Regions from separate parts of the Homo sapiens genome. Here region 2 is linked to region 1. Evidence: chromatin loops called from intact Hi-C (ENCODE). Cell type or tissue: CD14-positive monocyte. All regions are shown on one strand. Each heading gives the region's core, and the rest is flanking DNA. Links, peaks and the distances in the headings are about the cores only. Region 1 has its middle 5.5 kb from the start of GPR88. Region 2 overlaps CDC14A (cell division cycle 14A).

Region 1 (2,919 bases), core at 187-2,686:
GAAATAGGTAAAATTTCCTTTCTGTAAGTGTTGGGGAATAAGTTACAACAACAGAGAGCTGAGAATTTTCCTTTTGGGGTGGGGCTGGAGGGGGGATGCTTTTCTAAGTCTCTGTCAAAAAGGTCTTCTTTTAATTAGAACTTTATCTCTGTTTCTCACTGTAAATGGCTGTGAATGACTTCCCCCGCTATTCCTATAAACATCTGCCACGCATATGAAGTCAGCTTTCCAAGTGGTATCTTGATATCTTGCAATGTTTCTGGCTAGCACTGAGAATCATCTTATACTGGCTCCATGCCAATGGGAGACCTACTTTAGCTTAATTTACTGGTAATTAACTCCACAGGACTGATTCACTTTTAATTTCAAGGTAGTAATGATGTGTCTGAAAATGGCTTACCAGGGCACTAGCTGTGAGTGTTGGAGTTGTTGGATTTACAAATTAACAGAGATCATGTTTTTATTTAAATGAAACCACGTATTATCCACTCAGGAATAAAAAAAATCCTAATTGCTGTTGTGGGCTTCCCTATTTTGCCTTTTCTACTTTTTTCTCCCTTTAGATATATGCCTGTTAAGACATATAGCACCTGCCTCTCTTCCCCTTGCATTTTAAATAGCTAAATTCTAGGATGTAATAGAATTACATATTACCCCTAGCACTTCCCTTCTTCCAAATTGTAGTATGTGAATAAACAAGAATTGTTTTTCACAAAAGCATCCACAGGTGATCTTTGTTTTAAACAAGACAGGGAGGGTTCCAAGATCAGACAAGTTTTCCTGTGTCTCAGAATTAGGGAGAAAATTTCTACAATGGGGGTATTGTTTTTTTTTCAGGAGGACCCAGTTGGAGGATAGAGTGGGGCTGAGGAAGGGGGAAGGGGCTTATTTTAATCCTCACATAGAGAAAGTCCTTGAAAAGACCTGCTTACCAATGGAATGTCAGCTTGCTTTAAACTAATGGGCAGTGCAAGCTTGTTTTTCTGATAATAACCACATTGGTCAACTTCACTGTCTCATGTGTGACCTTTCTTCTGTCTCCCAGCATTCAGACAATGCTCATCTGGCTCTTTAGTAGTCCTAGGAGCTGACTTGACAAAAGACATCAGTAGCATAAGTTAAATTCAAGAACACTGAGAAAAATTGTAGATATCCCTTACTTTTGAGGCCTGTCCTTAAAGTTTGTGGGTTGCTGGGCAAGAGTGGAGCTCCAGATGGAGCTCTCAGTCTTCAGGAACAAGGTGGGAGGACCCTTTCTTCCCCCCTCCATTTTAACATCTCAAGGGTCCTCATACATAGGTGTATGACTCAGCCCACAATTCCCAGTTCTGCCTACAACCATTCCCTCACTAGCCACCTTGCCACTACTGGGACCTAATGGTGGAACACAAGCAGGGGCCAGAGCATCCCCTGGGAGTGGCCTCGAGCCATTTGGGCATGGAATTCCTGGGTTCCAAGTACCAGCTCCTGTTGCGGGAGGCACAGGCTCTGAGTGGGCACATTTCATTGGGACTTCTTTCCCTTTGGGAAGGGTAGCCAGAAAAGGGCAGAAGCAGAGCTTTTAAGGCCTGAGACCCAGGCTGGGTTCCCACATTCTCTAAGGGCAATACTGCTTCCAATACAGCTTGCACATACGCCCTCTAGAGGCATCCTTTCCTAGCCCCTCCCATCTTCAGGGACTTTTTAAACAGGTGCCACACACAGAGTGCCCAGATACTTAATCATATCCTGCCTGGTGCAATAGGTGAGGAGGATGGTGAGGAGGGAGTAGGATGGATTTATATAAAACAAGAGGTTGGATATTGATGATTGTGGAAGGGGAGTGATGGGTACATGGGGAGGCATTCATTGCACAGTTTTCTCTACTTTTGTGCTGTATCTTTGAAATTTTTCATAATGACAAGTTAAAAAAAGTGAAACTAAACTAAAAAAATAAAGAAAAAAGGAGAAAAGTAAAGAAAGAAAAGTAACATTCCTACGGTCACAGAATGATTAAATGGATGGGCTGGGATTCAAGTCTTTGACTGCAGAGCATGAGGTTGTAAATACTGGGCTGTAGGATAAAATAAGAATTTTAAAGTCAAGAGTAAAATTCTCTCCATGATGTGGCCATTCCCTAACTTCCCAAACCTATCTCTCCCATACTTGCATCCTTGGCTGTTGCCTGGTTGATGTATACACTACCTTTGAAACATGGCCCATGTTCTGTGTCTGAGACTTGGTGTATCCAAAGACATTTCTGGGATGTCCTAACTTTTCATCACTTATCTAGCCTCCATCCTGCCTTCCAAGAAGACTCATTTAGTTTCTGTCTCCTCCTTAGAGCTCCCACCACAGCCATAAGCTCTGTCTCCAAAGAACCGCCTGTACCACTTTGTTCTGACCACATATCCCCTTCTCCTATTGTCTCTTTCTCAATGTGCATGTCTTGTCTTCAAAAACAGATAGGAAAAGGTTTTTGGTTTTGTTTTGTTTTTATTTTTCAATTCCTTTGACTTTTAAGGGCAAATACTGTCTTCTATCTTTTTGTAACCAGTTCTCTGAAATATACCGTATATTTAATACATGTTTATAGTTGAAGACAGTAATTTTAAAAGAAAAAAGGTTTGGTCCTTTCCCTTGAATGTTTATTGTTCTCTTAATGAACTAGACCCAAGAATAAATCCTAGGTCCCACCTTATATCTTACCAAAAGATATTCCAGAGTAATACCTTGTGGGATTATCAGCATTGTAAGTCACATGCTGTTGGTGCTGTCAGCGAGGGTGATTTATACACCTGTCATATCCAAGCGCTGTTCGCACTGACTAATGCAACAATAGAAAGTCTTGGTCCTAATGACTACTTTAAATTCAAAGCCAAATTACTTAAGATGTGCAATTATTTCTCAGGGCCTTGCATAGAAAAACTGTGTATTTTT
Region 2 (2,874 bases), core at 1-2,500, 80 kb before region 1:
TGTAGGAGCTTGCTGTGACCTCTTCTCTCACACAACACACTTTCCTCCCAAGCTTTGTTGAGATTTATACACTTCATTGTTGAGAGTTTTGTATTTCTGGGTTGTGGAAGATGAAATGCATGCCTTTTGCTTACTGCTCCTTTGTTCCTTTAGGTTATCCTCTTCACGCCCCTGAAGCCTACTTTCCTTATTTCAAAAAGCATAATGTGACTGCAGTTGTGAGGCTAAACAAAAAGATTTATGAGGCAAAGCGCTTCACAGACGCTGGCTTCGAGCACTATGACCTCTTCTTCATAGATGGCAGCACACCCAGTGACAACATCGTGCGAAGGTTCCTGAACATCTGTGAGAACACCGAAGGGGCCATCGCCGTTCACTGCAAAGGTGTGTGCAAGGCCTCGGTGGTGGTGGCTGTGCTTATCGAAGGGGCGGGCCAAGGAAGAGCAAATAACATAAAACAAAACCTGTTTAGTGTCTTAGAAAAACAATGAGGTTTTAAATTTCAGACAACTGGGACACAAACTCATTTTAATAACCCCTTCTTAAAGAAACGATTGCTTGGGTGTGGACAATTGGTGGTGGTGTGGCTTTCTTGATATGCCAGTTTTTCAGACCTTACCTTTCCAGGCCCACGTGCCACAATGAGGGGAAACACAGTAGCAGTGTCTTTAGGCTGCAGGAACACCTTTAAACAGGTAAAATTCTCAAGAGACAAGGGTTGTTAGTTTTCCTCTCTCCTTTGTTTTTTTTCAGAATTGCCCATCTCTTCTCCATCCTCTTGCACTGTCGTGGTTCTGTTTTATGACCCAGTTATCTGGACCCCCATTCCAGTCTCTGCTTTTCCCTCCCCTCCTAGTCTTTGGCTTCATGGAGCAGAGCGTCTTCCATGCCTGTTGCTAGGGGCAATCCGCTAGCTTACAATGCTGCTGATGTGATGCTGCCTCATGGAATAAACTTAAAGAGTTTGTTTTGCAAAAATCTCTGATCTCTGGGGGTGGATACTTTGGGGCAGGAATTGTTCAGACTATAGAAGGTTTAGGATTGCCAGATTTAGCAAATAAAAATACAGGCTGCCTAATTAAATTTGAAAGTTAGATAAACAATGAATACTTTTAAAACAAAAAGTATAAATATGTCCCAAATATTGCAGGGAACATGCATTCTGTATTTTATCTGGCAACCCCATGTCAGCTACTCAGAAAATATGACATGCCATTTGCTCTAAGCTTGTTTGACTTCGAGGAGGCTTAAAATCCACTCCATTCCAGATCTTTCGGTATGGATAATACTGGAAATATTCCAGATATTTTACTGGGTCTTTGATTTCAGCGAGGAGAAATCACTAGGGCCGCCCTGGGCTGGAGCCTCGAGTTCCTCATGTGCAGCTCCTCCTAGTGTCGCTGGGTGGTGCTGTGCTTATGGTTTTGGGTCTAGACCCGGTTTCCCTCTCATTTTATGCTAATCATCTAGTAGGTGTTGGGGAGGGTGCTGTTCTTTTCATGTGCCTAGTGCTGCTGTAACTGACTTATTCAGACGAGTATGGCTTTGGTTCTGACAGAAATTAAAATGCCGTTTTGTAGGCCCTTGTTTCTATGTTTAAGATTTGAGTAGGTGGAGGTACTTTGTGAACATGTGAGCAAAAATGGGAAGCTGCGGTTTCCCAGAGACCCAGAGAGATGGAAATGAGCAGCACGTGGCCTGGGTTTGGAGCAGGGCTCCCCATGCCAGGCTCCCTCCTCCTGGGTGGGCAGAGCTCTCCCTCCCCACCCTCCCCATTAGCTAGCAGGATGGGCCCTGGCTTTGTGGGATATCTTGTCTCTGGCGTGGAGTCTGTTAGGAAGGTGTCACTTGCTGGCTCATTTGTGGGTGCTGCTTTCAGGCCACAGTGGGGTGCCAGTGTGTTGGCTTGTCCCCATGTGATTCATTTGCACCCTGTTTGCTTTTCCATTGCATTTTGTTCAGTATTGCCCAGGTCCAAGAAAAAGCCCACATGTCACGTATTTTAAACAGCAATAGAACTTGAGAGCTAATGGGAACGTTTATATCAACGTTTAGCAGGAGATAATCCTATCTTCTCTTTCAAACTTTAGTTTTGTGCCATAAAAATTGTATTTTTTCCTGAGATTAATTTGGCCTTATTTCTTAGTTCAAGTAGTTTTATTATTACTACGTCGTAGAGTTTATCTGTGGATTAGCCATCCGTATCTTGGATTGACACATTCAAAGGAGAAGAACTGCAAAGCTTTCATTAAAACTCAGTGTGTTTCTTGATAGTATTTCTCACCTGAGAGACCTTGTGCAAAGAAAACTCTCTGGTGTTAAACATTCTTATTACAGATATTTTCTCTATATCCTTGACCTGTGAATGTTTACCTTTTAAAAAATATATGTATTTATTTTATATTGCAAATTTCTTTTCTTTTCTTTTCTTTTTTTTTTTTTTTGAGACAAAGAGTCTCGCTCTGTCACCCAGGCTGGAGTGCAATGGTGCGATCTCAGCTCACTGCAGCCTCTGCCTCCCAGGTTCAATCAATTCTCCTGCCTCAGCCTCCCAAGTATCTGGAATTACAGGTGCCCACCACCACTCCTGGCTAATTTTTTATATTTTTAGTAGAGATGGGGTTCTGCTGGCCAGAACTGGTCTTGAACTCCTAACCTCAGGAGAATGTTGGCCAGGCTGGTCTTGAACTCCTGACCTCAGGTCATCCACCTGCCTCAGCCTCCCAAAGTGCGGGGATTACAGGTGTGAGCCACCGTACCCAGTCTGTATTGTAGATGTTTTTATTTTAAATCAGAACCTTTAACATTGAAGTCAGTTCTTGTATAGGATAGTCACATTTACATGTGGTAATATCTTTTTGAGATTGTTATTTC

The links. Peaks named below come from ENCODE experiments on the same cell type or tissue, not always from the same donor. Only the 100,000 strongest peaks of a DNase experiment are listed, where the experiment ranks them.
Region 2: a loop joins it to region 1, with 4 times the contacts of the local background. A loop is called at or near these places in 13 of 110 quality-filtered maps.

Annotation. Positions count from the first base shown.
Region 1 is chr1:100,542,211-100,545,129 of GRCh38, forward strand. No RefSeq gene overlaps it. Among named protein-coding and RNA genes, the nearest start is that of GPR88, 5.5 kb to the left of the region's middle. In CD14-positive monocyte, for the core only: CTCF peaks have their summits at 1,663 and 1,876; a DNase peak (open chromatin) is centred at 1,651.
Region 2 is chr1:100,462,498-100,465,371 of GRCh38, forward strand. CDC14A (cell division cycle 14A) reads left to right here. Exons shown (of 16, transcript NM_003672.4): 9 at 154-384. Among named protein-coding and RNA genes, the nearest start is that of GPR88, 74 kb to the right of the region's middle. RefSeq lists enhancers at 1-272, 1,551-1,640. In CD14-positive monocyte, for the core only: CTCF peaks have their summits at 1,402 and 1,603; DNase peaks (open chromatin) are centred at 1,424 and 1,654; H3K4me3 peaks cover 734 bases; H3K27ac peaks cover 711 bases.